Linked DNA regions of Homo sapiens: region 1 is linked to region 2. The links are chromatin loops, found by intact Hi-C in ENCODE. Cell type or tissue: Calu3. All regions are shown on one strand. Links, peaks and the distances in the headings refer to the core of each region. The heading gives the core; the rest is flanking DNA. Region 1 overlaps CELF4 (CUGBP Elav-like family member 4). Region 2 overlaps KIAA1328.

Region 1 (9,167 bases), core at 472-8,471, 310 kb before region 2:
CCTCAGGAAGCCTAAGCGCTGAGCTTAGATGAAAATTATGTTTATAGCAGTGAAATCTGCGAGGCACCTAATAATGAAACGACAAGGAAGGCAGATGGATATAAATACACAAAAAGGAAGGGAGGGAACTCCACGTGGGGAGAATTGGATGAGGAAGGCATGGGGCTGGGGTGAGACGAGCCAGAGGACAGTGAGAGGGAGACCAGGCGCGGGGGTGTGGTGTCTGTGCTGGGGGGTTTCCACTATGCAGAGGGGGGTGTTTCACGGGGTGTGGTAGGCAGTGGAAATGGTGGGAGGTCCTTGAGCTGAGAGTAATAAAAATACAGTTTGCAGGAAATGTGCTCAGGGCATGGTGTTAGATGGGAGAGGGAAAACTCGAAAGCATCCAGAAGTATGGCTGTCAGATAAAATATAGATGGCCAGTTAAATTTGAATTTCAGATAGACAAAGGATACATTTTTAGTATAAGTATGTACTTACAGTAAAAAGTATTTATTGTTGATGTGAAGCTTAAATGTAACTGGCATCCCGTGTTTTTATTTGCTAAGTCTGGCAACCCTATCCAGCAAGCGTCAGACCTCCTCCTGGAATTTCATATCACCCTTTCTCCTCCACTCCTCCTTGTTGCCCTCCGACCTCCTCATCCTTCTCCTTCATCCGTTCCTTCTGGGCCAGACCCTTTCGTAAGTCATGAGGACTGAAGAGTCCAGTCCCCAGAGAGCCACATATGGAACCAGAGCTGAGTCTGCCAGACACTCAGTATCTCCAGGCTGACCCCCAGATTCTGGGGCTGGGAGGAGAGAGTAGGAGGTTGAGTTGCAAGGAACCCAGGTCACAGCTTGGGGGTGGTGGAGGGGAGAGGAGACAGGAGTGCAGCATCAGGAAGCGCATGTTAAGGAGTTTCCAGTCTGGAGTCCAACCTTCTGGAATCATGAAGGGCTTGAGGATTCGGAGCATGTTCCCCAAAGTAGTCAAGATCTTTGCACCATTGTCCCTTCCCCTCTGGAGCTGCCACAGGAAACTTGTGGTCTTTCAATGGCATGGAGTTGCCCCAGCAGCTCATTTCTCTCTGGGTGTGGAAAAACAAAGCAGAAGCAAAAGACAGGGTTGCAGTCCTCCACTCTTTGGTATTTCTCCTTATGAATTACAGTTATGTATGTAAAAACAACAAGCTGGAAATCAGTTGCATCTGCTCTTTAAGGAAGTCCCAAATGTTACATAAATGAGAAGAGCGCTGCTGAGAGCCCAGGAAGCTCTGGGCGCCTCTGCTGGAACAGGTTTAGTCTCCAGCCATAGCTGGGCTTGGCATATTTGCACCATCCCGGGTGTGGGTGCAGTCCGGCTTTCCAAAGGCATTTCCTTGCAGTCTGCTCTAAGCACTACCCTCTTTAAGCTGTTAGCCCACTTAAATTAGCCAGGACTACAGTTTTTTTTTCTCTCTAATTAGTATACCTCTAATCTAGCTCTCCTCTCTTGAACAAATTTCTGATGTCGAGCATACCAGCCCTGAAAAAAGGACAGACTCCTGAGATGCTGGTCCAGCCCAGCTGTTCCTGGTTAAGCCACTTGGGTTCTCTCTCTCACCAGGCAGCTGAGCTTTCTGCCAATATCCCAGAGGCCTTTAAAGTGAAACCTAGGCTGGGTGCAGTGGCTCATGCCTATAATCCCAGCACTTTGGGAGGCTGAGGCGGGCAGATCACTTGAGGTCAGGAGTTCGAGACCAGCCTGGCCAACATGGTGAACCTCCATCTCTACTAAAAATACAAAAATTAGCTGGATGTGGTGGTGTGCGCCTGTAATCCCACCTACTCAGGAGGTAGAGGCAGGAGAACTGCTTGAACCCAGGAAGGGAGGTTGCTGTTAGCCGAGATCACACCACTGCACTCTAGCCTGGTGACATAGCAATACTCCGTCTCAAAAATAAATAACAAAATAAATAAATAAAAATAAAATAAAGTGATACCTAACTTCAGCATTCCCTCATGGACAAGTCATTTAACCCTGTGAGCCTCAATCTCTTCCTTTGTGAAAAGGGGATTTTAATCATCGCCCCAGGGATGCTGTGAGGGAGCTTACCCAGGGCAGACCCTCAGGAAGTGCTAGGTCCCCTTTGTTCTTAAAGTGCTATTTTTGCTATAAAAGTGGCCCTATGTTAAAGTGAACTCCTCAAAGGCCACATTCACTCTTTATAAGCACATGTGTAAATTTATGAGCAGAATCTTCCAGATACCTTCATGAGGGCATGTCTAGCACAAATGTTCCTATGTTGGAAGGAGGGCTGGGGGAATACCATAGGGGGATTCTATCTGCGGGCCTTCCCACAGGGCCTGGGAGCAGAAACCTTCTGAGGATAGGAGGAGGGAAGGAGAGGTAGCTCTGGAAGAAGGAAGACGGTCCTGGAACCATGAACTTGGGAGACAGTGCCCAGAGCCCTGCCACAGGGGCCTCCAGTCTGCAGGGGAGGGACCCTGCTCAGACTGCTAGCCAGTTACTAACAGTTCAAGGGAAGAAAAATTCCCTTGACCCTGGACTGCTTCTCAACTCTCGGGCTTCCGAGGACCTCTAAACTCTTCCAGGAAGGCTGGGCTTCTGCCCTCCTCCAGAACTTCCTCTCTGCCCTCCCCACACAGTGGTTCTGCCTGCCGCTACGCCTGTGCCCTAGACAGCTCCTCCAGCCCTTTTTATCTTCTTTCCCCTCCCTTCTTTGAGCTCAGGTGGATGATGAGAAGAATGAGGGGCAGCATGTCCCCCATAGTCAGGCTACCTTGTCCTGGCAGGGACAGGCTTTTGTCCAGCCACCTTCCTTATTCTGGGGAAAGCAGTATCAACACACAATTCACATATTTGAAAACTGCTCTGGTTTACTAAGTACTTGACTTTTACTTGACGTAACTTGACTTTAGTGATTAGACATACAGGTCAGCGGAGGTGGGGACGGGCCAGGAGGGGCTGAGGGGAGCTGGTGGAAATATGGCTGGAGGCGAATCTCGTATGGATCAGCTGAAATTCTCCCTATTTATTCTGGTATCTATATTTATACAGAGGTTAGTTTTGTTGCTCTGGGCCCAGCTCTGACCAATTGTTGCGCTTGTTCGGCTGTAGGAGCAAACTTGAGCAAGGCAGGAAGGAGAGGAGAGAAAGAAAGAGACGATGGAGGCAGCATCTGGGGCAGAGGGAAAGAGGGAAAAAGAACCAGCAGGTAGGGAAAGTGAGGAAGGGCTCTCTTTCTTGGAGAGAAGTCCCAAGGCAGGCCCGAGGTACCACAGACAATAAACTGAGAAGACGGCTTCTACTTCACTCCCGGGTGGCTGTGCATCTCTGTCTTATACCTAATGGCCATTTGGGGACCATTACGCAACGGGCACGTTCATGGGAACGCCTCAGTATCTCGCCAAGCTTTCATATATTTTGCAGGATCTAAGTCCTTTTTACAGGAGAAAAGGCCTCTAAAGTCGAATGAATTCAAGGAAATACTAGATTAAACAAAGCTATAAAGGTTCATTTACTACAACTCGGTGAGGGAGGGGACGTTATTTGTTGATATGCTGCACTGGCCCAGTGGGCCTGGCTCTAAACCTCCTGACCACACAAGCCCTTTCTCGAGGAGCACCTATTAGGGCCAGTTTGGGAAATGCTGATGTAAAATGTTGTCTGTATGAAGAGATGCATTCAGAGTTCCCCAAAGGTGACTTCTGACCTCATTTTGGGAACATGACCTGTGCCCATCTGGGACCTGCGCGGTTGGGCCTGGGAGCCGCAAGGTTCTGCATGCCATCTGGGCACAGGAGTGAACGCGTGGGAAGCGCTTCTGCACGGAGGGCTGTGGCCTGATTTGCACTGATGGTCTTGTGACTTGTTATGGACATATCAGCTGGTGCGTGCTTAGTCCACGGCGCAGGGCGTGGAGAAGAGAGGTGCCGACGGCGCCCGGGGCGAGGTGACGCCCAGGGCCCACCCGGAGCCTGGCGGGGCGGGCAGAGGCCGGGAGTGGGGGCGGAGGGCCCGCGAGGGCTCAGCCTCTGGGCCTCCTCCGACAGCCGGGCACCTGCGGTGGCGAGGGGGGCGGCCGGGCCGGCGGTGGAGAAGTTTCTCGGCGGCGCCTCCCTCCCGGCCCCTCGCACTCGTCTCTCTCCCCAGGCCGGCACCCTGTGCCCGCGCGCTGCCAGGCCCCCTCCTGTCAGGGAGGACAGTGTCCAATAAACTCCTCCACCCGCAGGTGTGTCCGCCCTCTCCCGCCGAGGCGAGGGCTGAGGTGCCGGGGCCGGCGGGGGTGGGGGGCGGGCGCCTCTCCCAGCGCCGCCCGGCCGCGGGCCCCACTTGGGGAGCGGGCGCCGGGCGAGTGACGCGGCCAGAGACTAGGCGCAGGTCAGCGAGCCGGGTCCCCGCCAGCGCCTGCCCCCGGAGGGGCCTAGCACGCGCGCGCGGGCTGGAGAGGGGCGGGCACCGGGGCGGGGCCGGGGGCGGGGCCCGAGGGGGAGAGCCTCAGGCCCGCCCCGCCCCCCTGTCCCCCGACCCCTCCCCGCCGGCAGCGCCCCGGGCGGCCCCGTGGAAACCCAGGCCCTCGTCCCTCGTGTCTCGCCAGGCTTCGTGAGCTTCGACAACCCGGCCAGCGCGCAGACCGCCATCCAGGCCATGAACGGCTTCCAGATCGGCATGAAGAGGCTCAAGGTGCAGCTGAAGCGGCCCAAAGACGCCAATCGCCCGTACTGAGCGCCGGCGGGAGCGTCCCCCGGGGGAGACCAGGACTCGCACAGGTAACCGGGGGCGGCCGGGGCGCGGGGACGGGGGTTGGGAGGGAACCAGACGGACCCGCCGCCTCCTCCGGCCTCCGTGGGCCGGACCCTCACTGGTGCCTTGGACCCGCTGCGCCCGGCTCAACCTGCTCCTCGCCCTGCTCCTCGGGCCAGGCGCAGAGCTGCCGTCACCCCGGCAGAAATGGGCCTGGCCATTTCCCTGTGGCAGGGCCACCAGGGGCAGGAGTGAGGGAGCCACTCCGGGCGGGTGAGGCGAGCCCTGGGCCTGCGCCTCCGGGTCTACATTGGCAGTCCTGTTGGCCAGAGAACCCTGGGGTGAACAGGTGGCAAGCTCAGGCTGAGGGAGGTTGGGGGCAGAACAGGCTCTACCCAGAAGAGCTGCAGCCGCCCGCGGGGCCTGCTCCCAGACCCCCGGCTCTCTCCTCCCCAGTTCTTCCAGGAGGGCTGGTAGCCTTTAGACACTTGACCCCTGCACCCCTGTCTTTCCCCATAGCTCAGTGAAGAGAGGAAGGACAGGATCTTTCAAAGGGAACTTTACTAAGAAACAAAGCAGGATGGGATGAAAGCTGAGGAGGGTGATGGTACAGCACTGAGATCCCGGGCCCTGCCTGCCCCACACGGGTCATGATGAGTGGTCGTTGTTACCTTTTCTGCTGGGCTGGGTCCTGCCTAGGAGCTGAAGACACAGTCAGCCACGCCTCTTCCAGCCCACGTGTTCCCCTGAGCAAAGTTCTTCCTGCAGAAAGAATGGGGGGAGATTCCCCAGGACATCAAAAGTCAACCTTCAGAATGGTTTCCCCCAGTGCTGTGGCTCTTGCAGCCTCGGCTTCTTCACAGAGCAGAGGTGAAGGCTCCTTTCGGGCCTTTCCAGCTCAGCACCCTGCTGCCCTCTGACCGCCCCTCCCTGCCCATGTTCCTCCATTTATTCAGCAGTATTGTGTGCCAGCTACTGTGTTAGGTACTTGGGGTTCAGCAGTGAGCAAGATTGAGAAGGTGGAGACAGACAATAAACAATGACGTGTGATCAAAGAATATGATCTAGTATGTCGAGATTGTTGGCTACAGTTAAACCACATGGTCAGTGTAGATCTCACTGAGGAAGTGAATTGGAGCATAGAAGGTGAGGGAAGCAGCCATGCCCCCGCCTCTGAGGGAACAGTCAGTATGGAGGCTGCAAGGTGGGGCTGCAGAGTGGAGTAGGAACAGCAAGAGACTGGGTTGCTGGGAGAGTGAGGAGGGCCACCTGGTGTGGGGCCTTGAAGGCCACTGCGTGGACTTTGGTCTCTTCTCTGAAATGGGAGATGGAGAGAGCATTGGAGAGTTCTGAATAGGAGAGTGATGGGTAACTTGCATTTCAGTGGGGTCACCCTGGCTTCTGTGTTGACAATAGCTTGTAGGGGGCCAAAGCATAGGTCTACTGCACTGACCACTCAGTCCAGTGTCACAGCAGTTGATGAGATGTGAAGGAATTAATTTCTAGGTGTATTTTGAAAGAGGAGCCAAGGATGAGTCCCAGGCTTTTGGCCCAAGTCACTGGAAGAACAGAGGGATTGGGAGAAAGATCAGGCATGTGAAAAATACACATTTGAGTTTCACAGTCCAGAGTTTGGGAGGGAGGTCTCCAGCTTCCCAGTCTCCCCTCAAATCTTCCACCCAGTGCTGGGGTACAGATACCAGCAGAACACCCTTCCTCCACCCAGAAGTAGCAACTCTCACCCTCAGAGAGCAGGGGCCTTCTCTCTGGGGGAGTGCTTGTGCCTCCACTCTCTGCAATCCTGGAAAAGCAAAACCAGTCTTTCCTGCCTCCTGGTTTCCCATCCTTGCCCATTTCTGGCTTGTTTCCCATCCTTGCCCATTTCTGGCTTGTGTCCAGATGCAAACACACATGTTATTCAGAGTTTGGGCACCTTCTTGTGCCAGGCACTGGGCCCAGTGTGGGGGATGCAAGGATGAATGAGTCACCATCCCTGCCCTCGAGGAGCTTCTGGCTCTGTGCACACACAGACACCAGGAGGCAGCTTGCAGATGGGGGCATTTCCATAGGAATGGAGGGACGGTTTCGTGAAAGCAGCTTTTTCTGTATATAGGACACTTTTTCTTAAATCAGCATAGCTCTGCCATTAAGGTGTGACCTGGGTTAGGGTGCTTGTCCTCTTTGGGCTTCTTTTTTCTCATTAATGAGACTAAGGTGTTAGAGTCAACTAGAGGATTTGGGGGTTAGGGGGATATGAATCAGGCAGGGTCATGTCCCGAGATTCCAAGGGGCACCCCTGAAAGTAGCTTGTCTTAGCCTCCTTGGCTCAAGCCAGGATAAAACCTCTAGGTTAGAAGAATTCCCAGATGAAGGAGTGAGAAGGCAGGTTTATTGTTTGGGATATAAGGTCAGAAGTGCCCACAGGGTTGAACCAGCTGGCATTCAGAGTTGGGGTGGGGGCTTGGGAGGAGTGGTTTAAAACACAGAGTCGGTTCTTCCACCAGGGCATGCAAAGGGCAGAAAGATTAGAACCCTAGACCTTCACACAGTGCTTACCATGCACCAGGCACTGCTCCGAGAAGTAACAACTAGGAGATGTTAACTACATAGCTACAACTACCTATAAGGTAGGTAGTGTTAGTATTTCCATTTCACAGATGGGGCACAGAGAGATTAAGTAGCTTGCCCATCAGCTAGTGAGTCACAGAGCCAAGCTTTGAAGCCAGGGAGCCTTCTCCCCTTCAAGTGAGGAGAATGAGAAGCCCCACCCTACCCTCACCCCAACCTATTACCCCAGAGTACCCTGAATGTCCTGAGGGAGTACATATGACACCTCACTTTTCTGGGGTCAGCCATCTAACCACCTCCTTTCTACTAAGCAGTCCTTTAAAAAACTACTATGTCACATAACTCCTACAGTAAGGTTGACATTTAATTTTCATTTAGACAGTATTTTAACGAATGGTGCTGTCAGGCTTCCCAGCCCAAGACTGTTGGAAGCTCTAATAGAAGGCGGTTGCTAAGAAGAGATAGAGAGCTTCTCAAGGCAGCCTTGGGGACTGCCTTGAGGCAGTGGCTCAATGAGAAGTGGCTGCCCTCGGACTGCCAGCGAGGGAGGAAAAGGCACAAAAAATCAGCTAAAATACTGCCTGGTATCACAGGCCAGTAAAGGGTATTCATTTGTGCTGAGGCCTGAGCTGCAGCCCCAGGTGCTCAGAAGGGCAGGAAGCCTGAGCAGGGGCCGAGGGACCAGCCATAGCTGGGAGCAAAGTGGGAGGTGGAAGGGGGACCTCAGGGCTAGGGCAGCTGCCCCATGGTGGTGCAGGCTTTCTAAGGCCAAGTCAGAAGGGAGTGGGGACAGACCTAGGGGAGGGAGAAGGGCCTAGGCAGGGCAGCTGTGGGGAGTACAGTTGGGCTTTGGTTCCATGAAGCAAGGTCCTGAGTGGGGTGGGATTAGGGTTGGAGTCAGTGACTCTCCTTCCTGGCGGGTTTTCTGCTTCCCCACTGCCCTACCCCTCTGGTGGCTTGGGTTTGTTGTCTTGTGCTAAGACTGGAGTTTCTCTAAGCAATCTTTGCCAGGAAATAAATAAGGAAGGAAGCAAAGGCAGGAAGAGTAGGCAAAAACATGCATGTGGCCAGGTCCATAGCCAGCGGGCAGAACACACCCAGCCTGGCCCCGCCCAGCTCAGAGATTGGCCTCTGAGCCCCTTGTTCCGCCACTGCTTACCAGACACACTGGGCCCCAGCAGCAGGCCAGGTTCTCAGACTTCTAGCACTCCAGTTCTATGGCTGGAGAGTGCACCAAGCATCTTGTCCTGACCCCAGTGAGTCCTGTGACTCTGGCTCTGAGTATGCTTTTGGAGAGTGTCGGGTCCAGGCTTTGCAGGCACAGGTGCTTTGGGTCTGACCTATACAGGGCCAGGCTGTAGCTTTCGGCCTGGCCCTCCTTTGCTTGAGACCAGCTGATTTTAGGACCTGAGATCTGAATTGGTTCAGCTTGGCCATAATTTCCTCACCCAGCTCGGTGAGTTGGACTTCACCATGCCGGTCAGTGATCCCACTGCCACACCTAGGGCTGTGCTCTGTGAGCCTCCACCCCGAGAGTGGTCGGGAAGGGGTCACCCTGCAGGCAGAAGAGGAGCTGCTGCCTAATGAAGACAGTAGCCAGCTGAGCCCGTGGAGTCTTGGGGGCTCCTCAGGGACTGAGTGTGAGGGTGTGTTATGTGTCTAGGGCCACACATGTGTGAGAGATGAGGGTATGTGTGAGGAAGTTCCCTAGATTGAGCTTTAGGGACAGGGGCTGTGTGCTATTCAGGTTTGTGCTGCAGTACACAGGACAGTGCCTGGCCCTGACAAGCGGTTGCACTCTAAAGCTGGGAGAGGAGCAGGCAGAGTGGGAAGGAGTAAACGCCCATGAAGGGCTCAGGGCTGGAATGGAG
Region 2 (9,167 bases), core at 848-8,847:
TTATATATCTATCTATCTCTATCTATCTATCTATCTATCTATCTATCTATCTATCTATCTATCTATAGTTGTTGGCATTGGCTATATCTGCTTTGCCCCCTCTGGTGTGTATTTTTATATAATATAAATATTTGTATATAATAAATATAAATATATTTATTTATATAGCATATATTATTAAATATTACACTATATATTATAAATATAATAATTTAATAATTATGTTTATATACAATTATATATGCATATTAAATATTTATATTTATGATATATGTATTAAAAATACACACACACGAGAGGGGGCAAAGCAGATATAGGCAATGCCAACCACTGAAATCTAGGTAGAAGGTACACAGTGTTTCAATGCCATATTGTCAACTCTCTATATATTTGAAAGTTATCATAATAAAACATTGCAGGAAAACTTTTTTTTTTTTGGTTTTGGTTTTTGTTGTTTGCTTTTTTTGTGTTTCTCTCTTTCTACTATTACTCAGTCTCTTCTTGTCTTCCTACCTCTACCACAAATTATCATGTGAGAAGCAGAAACTTGAGCATCAGGTCAGCCTCCTAAGAGTTCTCTACAATCACGAGTCCTTGGTCAGTAAGTCAGGTGACAAACTGTTACTATGATCTGATCATATACTAACCAGAACTGTCCTTGGAGCCAGGGAGAGGCACACACAAGACAGCGAAAAGGCCATGCAAAAAAGACCCGCCAAGCTTTCTTCCAGTCATTTAACAAATGTTTTCTGAATACAATGTAACAGGCATAAGACGTACAAAGGCAGTACTGTGGATTCAGTAAACGCATAGACTTAGGTGTCAGTCCAACATTCTTGGCTCAAATCGTAACTCTGGTACTTAGTAATGATATAACTTAGGGCAGTTAACTTCTCTGACATCTTCATCTGGGGATAATATCTACCTCACCTCACAGGGCAACTGCAAATGTAAATGATATAAATAAATGAAGAACACTTAGCATAGTGCAGGGCACAAAGTATATATTCAATACATTTTTTAAAAAAAAAAGACATCAAGGCTTAGAGAGAGGGAGAGATTTAAACAAATAAGGATAACATGTTCCAGGAGAAACATTTATACACTAGAGTACAATGGAGATTTTAAAAAGGTGGGGTGAGTAGTTCACTTTGACCACACTGGAGGGAAGTTAGGAAAGGCTCCAGAGAACATGTGACATTGAAAACAAATTTTGGAAAAGAAGTATATAGATGTACCAGGTAGGTAGGCTGTGCAGTACCCCTGGCTGAGAAATCACCAGGATCAAAGGAAAGAAAAAAATGATCAATATGTACATTAAGAGAACTGCAAGAAGCATGGCATGGATGGTTAACTGGTCCTGAGTGGGACAGAATGAGTGAAGAGGCTACAGAGATCAACAGGGGCTAGATCTCAAATGTTACCCTAAGTTGTTTAGATTTTATCTCTATTTAAGTCACTGATGACTTACAGCTAATTTGCATTTCATAAAGATACCTCTGGTAGGAGAGTAAAGGATGGATGAGAGGGCTTAAGACTAGAATAAAAGCAACCAATTAGAAAATCACTATAGAAGTCTAAGCAAGAGATGAGAGGGGCATGAGCCGGAGTAATAATGGTAGAAAATAGGGATAAGGGGTTAAAAAGGGACATTTAAGGCAATGTCAGCTTATGAACTGGGTGACAAGATGTATGAGCAGATGTGTGATTCCATTTATAAGACAGAGAATGCAGAATAAAGAAAAGATCTGGGGAGAGTGCAGCTTTAGAACACAGAGTTAAAGATGCTTGGGAGAGTTTAGTGGAGATAGCGAAGAGGGGACACTTGGATCCCTGGGCGTGAAATTCAGAAAAGAAGTCTGAGTAGAAATAGACATTTGGGAGTTAATCACTTTATATGTGGTGGCTGAAGACATGAGAGTGGGTAAAATTGTCCAGGGAGTGTACAGGTTTTGTTTGTTCATTAATTCACTCATTCATTCATTCAACAAATAAGTCTGTAAGGGCAGGAATTTTTGTTTTGTTTACTACTGAATTCCTTAGCCTACATAAGTGCTCAATAAATATTTATTGAATAATAAATATAATGAGTACAGTAACATCTGAGACTGAATGAGATGCCAGACATACAATAATGAACAAGACTAACACTATCTCCTTTAGGGAGAAAGAATGGCAGGTAATCAAACACAAAGAAAAACAAATGAAGAGTAATGACAAGAACATTATGTAGTGCTGTAGGAACACTTTCTAAAAGGACCCAAATAGTCAAGGAGCCAGGGAAAGCCTCTTAGAGAAAGGAATGTTCCAACTGTGAGACGAGAAGGAGGCCAATGTAACAACAAGTAAAGGACAGGCAGAGAAAAAAGATAAATAACAAAGATAAATAAAAAGATGAAGTCGACTGTGTCCAGTGCTGAAAAGCAGCCACCCCAGTTAAAGACTGAGTTGAGAAGCCATTGGTGACCCTTGCAAAACATCAGTTTGACATTACTTGGTTGTCCATCATCTCCCCCGACTGTTTTGGTAGATGAACAGTTAGGCTATTTTCTTGTCAGGGAGAGAAGCTTTACAAAAGAGAGATGTTTTATTCAGGATCATCCTCGGGTAAGAATCTGAGGTAAGGCCATCTGGCTCCAACTGTAAAGCAATCCATTACTCACAGACTTTGGGGGAAATACTGAACCCAAATATTTTCACTATGGCAGGTACTTCCTTTACTCTGAATGCCTACAAGCCATATATTAAGATAGCATATCATTCTAGGCATAACGTTCTGCCTAGAATGTTTTGCCCGCCCTTAATCCTAGATTCCTACTTGTCCATTAAAACTTAATTTTTATGTCACCTCTTCCTCCAAGCTTTCACTGACCTCCCAGGCAGAGTTAAGCACCTTTATCATAGTAAATACCATAAAGTTAAAATTATTTGACTATATTACTATCACCTGAAGCAGACTGTGTTTTCCTGGAAATCGTAGTGTACTAATCTTGGTATCTCTTCAGCACACAGCAGGCACTTTAAAAATGTTAGAGGAATGAGTATAGAAATAAAAGTAAAGGAGCTCCTATTGAATTTTCACGTTGGTTTTGAGTTTGGAATGGAAACAAACCATAAATAGACAATGTGGCCTTTAAACCAGCCAAGAAGATGCTTAAAATATTGACTCATTAAAAACTAAAATGTTTTCTAACCTAGCAAGATTTTCTCATCTTAAATATGGTTTCTGACCACGTCAAATTCCTCACCTTACAATCATTTTCTTTTCTCCCTTTTGAAAAAAAGAGTACACATTTTCTGATATAAAAATTGAGGTCTAAATTATATATCTAGTTTAGGACTCATTGATAATATATGCAACTGAAAATGGATTGTTTGTAAAAAGAAAAAGTGATTCCAAGATCAAGTGGTTCACAGGGCTAGGTAAGAATTTCACATAAATATTTACACCTGTTTATGAAGCTGTGATCTGTGCAAGAGCACAAGCCACTGATACAAGTCTGAAATCTTCCATTTAACTAAAAGAAAAATTTATGGCAAATTCGGTGTATGAACATGTTATTTTTCAATTTCCTGATGACAGTAATCCATTGGGGGAGGGTAATAAAGCACAAAACAGTGGAAAACTCAATGCTCTGGACACTTAAAGATGGAAACAAGACTCAAGTGACCCACTCAGACTCTTCTAGACTGTAATTCATTCTGTTTGATCACCTGAACAAAAACATGAGCCACGGAAAGATAGCTAATTAGAGTATTTAACTAGCTCCTTTAGAGTTATCTAAGTCCCTACCTTATTTCTTGCAGAATTGCAAATCAAGATCGGGGGGTGGGGGGGGGGGAGCTGGGTAGAAACAGACTTGAAATTGAGGTGCTTTACATTCTGTCTTTTTCTCAGGTCATTAGACCCTATGGATTTTAGAAACTACCTACACAATGGAGACCCAAGGTTTATTTCTCCAACTTTAAAGGTAAGGACACTTATTTAAATGTTTAAATCCAGACACCCTAAAAAGCAGGCTATCAATGTGCCAGATGGACCAGAACTTTGATTTCATGTTTTTATAGTTTCCTTTTCACAAAATAAGAAAATATAAATTTTCAGCATTCACTGTAGACATTAAAGGTTGAGAAAACATTTCTATTAAAAACCATGCATTTTCTCTTGCTTCTAACTTGCTTAAAAATTTATTTTTTGTTTAAAAGTTCTATGTTTCAGCTGGACCCGAAGGAGAAATATTTTACCCTTTTGGAAAGGCTGCTTTAAAGCAATTCAGCCTTTCATGGGTTACAAGAACTACCTTAGAACTGTAGAAGAAAAAAAGCTGCCATCATACCTCTCCCCCAAGAAGCTTCCTTATCAAGTGAACTGCACAACAATAATTAACACTTAAAAACTTCCAATTTCAAAAAGGGAAAATTCCTGACAATATAGACTATGGAAAATGGTCTGCACACTAAGCTCTCCAGACCCCAAAAGGCTGATCAGTGAAGTTGTGTGAATAATGCTTTGTGAAGCATAGTGAAACATATCAGGCTGAAAACTACCAGCTCCAAACACGAGAAACAGACTGAAAGCTCTTTAAAAAAAGTCATGTCGCAGTGGCTTACGCCTGTAATCCCAGCACTCTGGGAGGCCGAGGCGGGCGGATCACCAGAGGTTGGAAGTTCAAGACCAGCCTGACCAACATGGAGAAACCCCGTCTCTACTAAAAATACAAAATTAGCTGGGCGTGGTGGCGCATGCCTGTAATCTGAGCTACTCAAGAGGCTGAGGCAGGAGAATCGCTTGAACCCAGGAGGTAGAGGTTGCGGTGAGCTGAGATCGTGCCATTTTACTCCAGCCTGGGCAACAGAGTGAGACTGTCTCAAAAAAAAAAAAAAAGGCGTGGTGGCTAATGCCTGTAATCCCAGCACTTTTGGAGGCCGAGGTGGGAGGATCACGAGGTCAGGAGATTGAGACCATCCTGGACAACATGGTGAAACTCCATCTCTACTAAAAATACAAAAATTAGCCAGGCGTGGTGGCGCATGCCTGTAATCCCAGCTACTCAGGAGGCTGAGGCAGGAGAATCACTTGAACCAAGAAGTTGGAGGTTGCAGTGAGCCGAGATCGCACCACAGCACTCCAGCCTGGAGACAGAGTAAGACTCTGTCTCAAAAAAAAAAAAAAAAAAACAAAAGACAAACAAACAAAAAGTCATGTCATTCTACTTCCGATCTTCAAACAGAAGAGATTTGTTCTTACCATTAAATGAAAACATTTCATGAGCTATCCATTTCAATACACATGATACCTCTCTTTCTTCATACTCCTGCAAAAATAAAACTCTAAGCCCCTCAACTGACTGAATGAAGGCCGCTCTTGGCCGAGGGCATTCCAAAGTAAACCTGAAAAACAAGTTCAGGCCATGATGGGAAGGGGAGGTCAAACACGCCTCATTATACCCTCATCCCTTTGGAATTCAGGCACAATTGACCAACATTAACATTAAAACAGAGATCTTAAGACTGGCAAAGCAGTCTCTCTGCAGCAATGAGATATCAAATTCCAACCTGACTCTAGTATAGAGTCAAGTATATGATAGATACCAGGCCCTGAAAAAAATCAAAGTGTTTTACCCCAAAATATATTTCTTTGACATATTTTGAAATGGTCCTGCAAAGCTATCTCTTGTGGGGAAAATCTACATTATGTTGAGAATCCTCCTCCCTTTCCAGTTCTTCTGTTCCTGAAGAGATTAGCTGCCAGTCTAGCACCTTTGAAACATTTGAACAGAAAACACTTGCCATCAATTGCCTCTAAGGGTGGCCACCTATGAGGCATAATAAAAACCTGCAAAAAACCTTGGTCTCCACAACCCCTTATCTTTACCCAGACACTCCTTTCTATTGATTCCTGGTCTTTAGATAATAACTTAACTCTTTTGACCAACTCCCAATCAGAAAATCCGTGAATCCACCTATGACCTAAAAGCCCGAGTTGTCCCACCTTTCCAGACTGAATCAATGTACACTTTACATGTATTGATTTATGTCTGCCAGTAACTTGTCCCCCTAAAATGTATAAAATCAAGCTGTCACCCAATCACATTGGGCACAGGTTCTCAGGACATCCTGGGGCTGTGTCACAGGCCTTGGTCACCCATATTTGGCACATAATAAGCCTCCTTAAATGTTTTACAGAGTTTGACTCTTTTTATCAACATTCCTATATTTGTCTCCTTGAACTATTTTATCTTACCATGTAATACAATTCATTTCTGGTTTTTTTAGGAGACGGAGTCTTGCTCTGTCGCCCAGGCTGGAGTGCAGTGGCGTGATCTCGGCTCACTGCAACCTCCACCTCCCAAGTTCAAGCGATTCTCCTGCTTCAGCCTCCCGAGTAGCTGGGATTACAGGAGCCTAACAATTCATTTCTTAGTGGAAATGTAAACCGAGTTTAAGTGGTCCCTCAATCTTCTTTCTCCCACACGAAGCAATCCAGTGACATCAAGTGTTCCTCATATACAGTATTTCATCTTCCAGTGCTATCATTTTTATGCTTGTCATCTCTCCCTTCTTCAGAGATTTCATCAGAGTTCTCTTTTAAGAATAAGATACTATCATCACCTATTTCACAATTAAGCACCTATCACCAGGAACGGATGCCTGAACCACAGTATCTTTGAATAGCTCAGTATAACCTCTACTTGAAGGTGAGGGACTAACATTATATTTAATTTAAAGAGATTATATTTAATTCTTATTAAAAGAAAAAACCCATTATGTACTATTATTAATCTCATTTTACAAATAAATCTGCAGCACAGAATGGTTAATAACTTATCCAAGGATAACCTAGCAGTGAGCTGAGATTTAGAATAAAGTCTTAGAACCACTAGAGCAGCATTCCTTAAAATGTAATGTACAAAAGAATTACCTGTGGGTCTTGTTGGAAAGCAAATTCTGATCCAGTAGATCTGAGGTAGGGTCTAACAAGCTTCTGAGTAATGCTGATGTTGCTGGTCCAGGGAACATACTTACGGTATGCGTATCAATCATCTCTAAGAACCCTCTTTCACACCAGTGAGAGGAGGCCCATCCTTCTCCTTTATGTTGAAATGTAATACATTATTGGACTCCTTTGCTTCCTCCCTTTAAGTCATTCTTGGTATGTCTTTCTGTGTTTATTTTATCTGTTTTGGTCAACTGTTTTTGTTTTGGAAGGAAGCATATAGAAAGTAAAATAAGAGATGTAAAATAATCCACTTTCTTCTTTAAAAGGAAGCAGCATTCTGAATTTTTAGGGCAGTGTAACATTTCTATTTTGGCTAACTACTGAAGTATAGGTTGAATATCCCTAATCTGAAATCCAAAATTAGAAATACTCCAAACTCTGAAATGTTTTGGGCATGAACATAATGTCCAGAAGAAATGCTCATTGCAGCATTTTGGATTTCCGGATTAGGGATGTTCAACTGGTAAGTATATTGCAAATACCGCAAGATCTAAAAAAATCCAAAATCTGAAACACTTCTGGCCTCAAGAATTTTGGATACAGGATATTCAACATGTAATAACAATTAGCAAATACTACCTGTAGTGCTTAAGAATTTATACTGGGGGAAGAGTCCATGAGAAGGAAACAACCACACCCTCTCTCTTCTATTTCCAAAAAGATACTCATCTTCTATATCACCCACCCACACTTTTAAGCATAAGTTTACAGTATCATTTCTAAATTCAGTTTAACATTGCTAGACCATTAGCTATGGCCTTGGGGAACAGCATTCTCACCAGAGTTGCAAGTACTCTGTAATGTAGTATGAAAATATCACCCAGTATTAATAATTCTAAGTGAAAATCAAACACATTCAATAAAACTGTATTAACTGAAGTGAAAAAGGAGAGTTCTTATACAATGGAATCACAGTTATCATCTTAAGGTTAAAATTTTAAAAGTAGTAGGAATATTTCATTACTTGTCTCTTTGAAAATGACTGAGGCTATTGATCACACATGTAAATTACTGCTCAGAGAAAAATTAAGTAACTTCGTGGGGGGGGCGGTTATTGTCTAAACTCAGCAAATGCCACAAAGACTAAGGCAAAAAAAATTTTATGAACAACTTTACTTCAATGGTTCTTAATATAATTAAGCTTATGTGGACTGTTCAGCAGAATGATTCTGAAACACTGGTAAAGAACCAGATTTTTTGTTTTACCCTCCATTCAAGAAATGTTATAGAGGAATAGCCCAAAAATACTCAAAGACAAAAGTTTCACAATATCACTAAAATCAAGGGGCTAGGTTTTACTTTACTATTTTAATACTATGAATACTACATAAGTTAGCCCATAAACATTTAAAAGAACAATCCCTGAGCCAAAAGCTTTTTGCTACTGTCCATAAGCATTCATGTTTATCTTAAGAAAAGCCTTTCTCAAACAAAGCTTTCTTCTTAAGCTGCCAACATCTCTCCCTCTTCCTCATTATTACCAAAGTTCTCAAAAAATTAATCTATATTCACAGTCTCTGTTTCCTCAGTTCCAGTTTACTTTTTGGCCCTATATGTTTTCCATCACTCACTCTATTTAAACTGGATTCTTGACAAGTATTCTTTAATCTATTAATTGTTAAATGTAACAACCTGATTTGGGGTTTTATCCTCTTTGCTGGTCACTTCCTTCTTCAACAGATCTCCTCTCCTGGTTTCGCAGTTACTGGTTCATTCTGTTTCTTCCTTACTGATTGCTCCTTAAATCTCTTTCACTGATATCCTTTTCTTTACCCATCATTAAATGGACATACTCCCTAAGATAATGTCCAAGAACCTACTCTGTTTGTGCTACTTCCCCATGACCTTGTATTTTTTTTTTGAGACAGAGTCTCACTCTGTTGCCTAGGCTGGAATGCAGTGGCGTGATCCCAGCTCACTGCAAGCTCCGCCTCCCGGGTTCACGCCATTCTCCTGCCTCAGCCTCCTGAGTAGCTGGGAACAGAGGCGCCCGCCACCATGCCTGGCTAATATTTTTGTGTTTTTAGTAGAGATGGGGTTTCACCGTGTTAGCCAGGATGGTCTCGATCTCCTGATCTTGTGATCCGCCCGCCTTGTCCTCCTAAAGTGCTGGGATTACAGGTGTGAGCCACCGCGCCTGGCCCCCATGACCTTATATTCTACCACA

Evidence for each region. Peaks named below come from ENCODE experiments on the same cell type or tissue, not always from the same donor. Only the 100,000 strongest peaks of a DNase experiment are listed, where the experiment ranks them.
Region 1: a loop joins it to region 2, with 6 times the contacts of the local background. A loop is called at or near these places in 4 of 110 quality-filtered maps.

Annotation. Positions count from the first base shown.
Region 1 is chr18:37,249,354-37,258,520 of GRCh38, reverse strand. CELF4 (CUGBP Elav-like family member 4) reads left to right here. Exons shown (of 13, transcript NM_020180.4): 12 at 4,583-4,754. The coding sequence ends at 4,710. Among named protein-coding and RNA genes, the nearest start is that of SNORA111, 210 kb to the left of the region's middle. RefSeq lists a silencer at 4,313-4,462 and enhancers at 7,983-8,483, 8,484-8,984. In Calu3, for the core only: no CTCF peak of the experiment used is centred there; DNase peaks (open chromatin) are centred at 1,590, 4,430, 4,960, 6,610 and 1 weaker place.
Region 2 is chr18:36,944,273-36,953,439 of GRCh38, reverse strand. The region is part of intron 5 of KIAA1328; the gene reads right to left. Among named protein-coding and RNA genes, the nearest start is that of KIAA1328, 120 kb to the right of the region's middle. RefSeq lists an enhancer at 4,879-5,513. In Calu3, for the core only: no CTCF peak of the experiment used is centred there; a DNase peak (open chromatin) is centred at 5,409.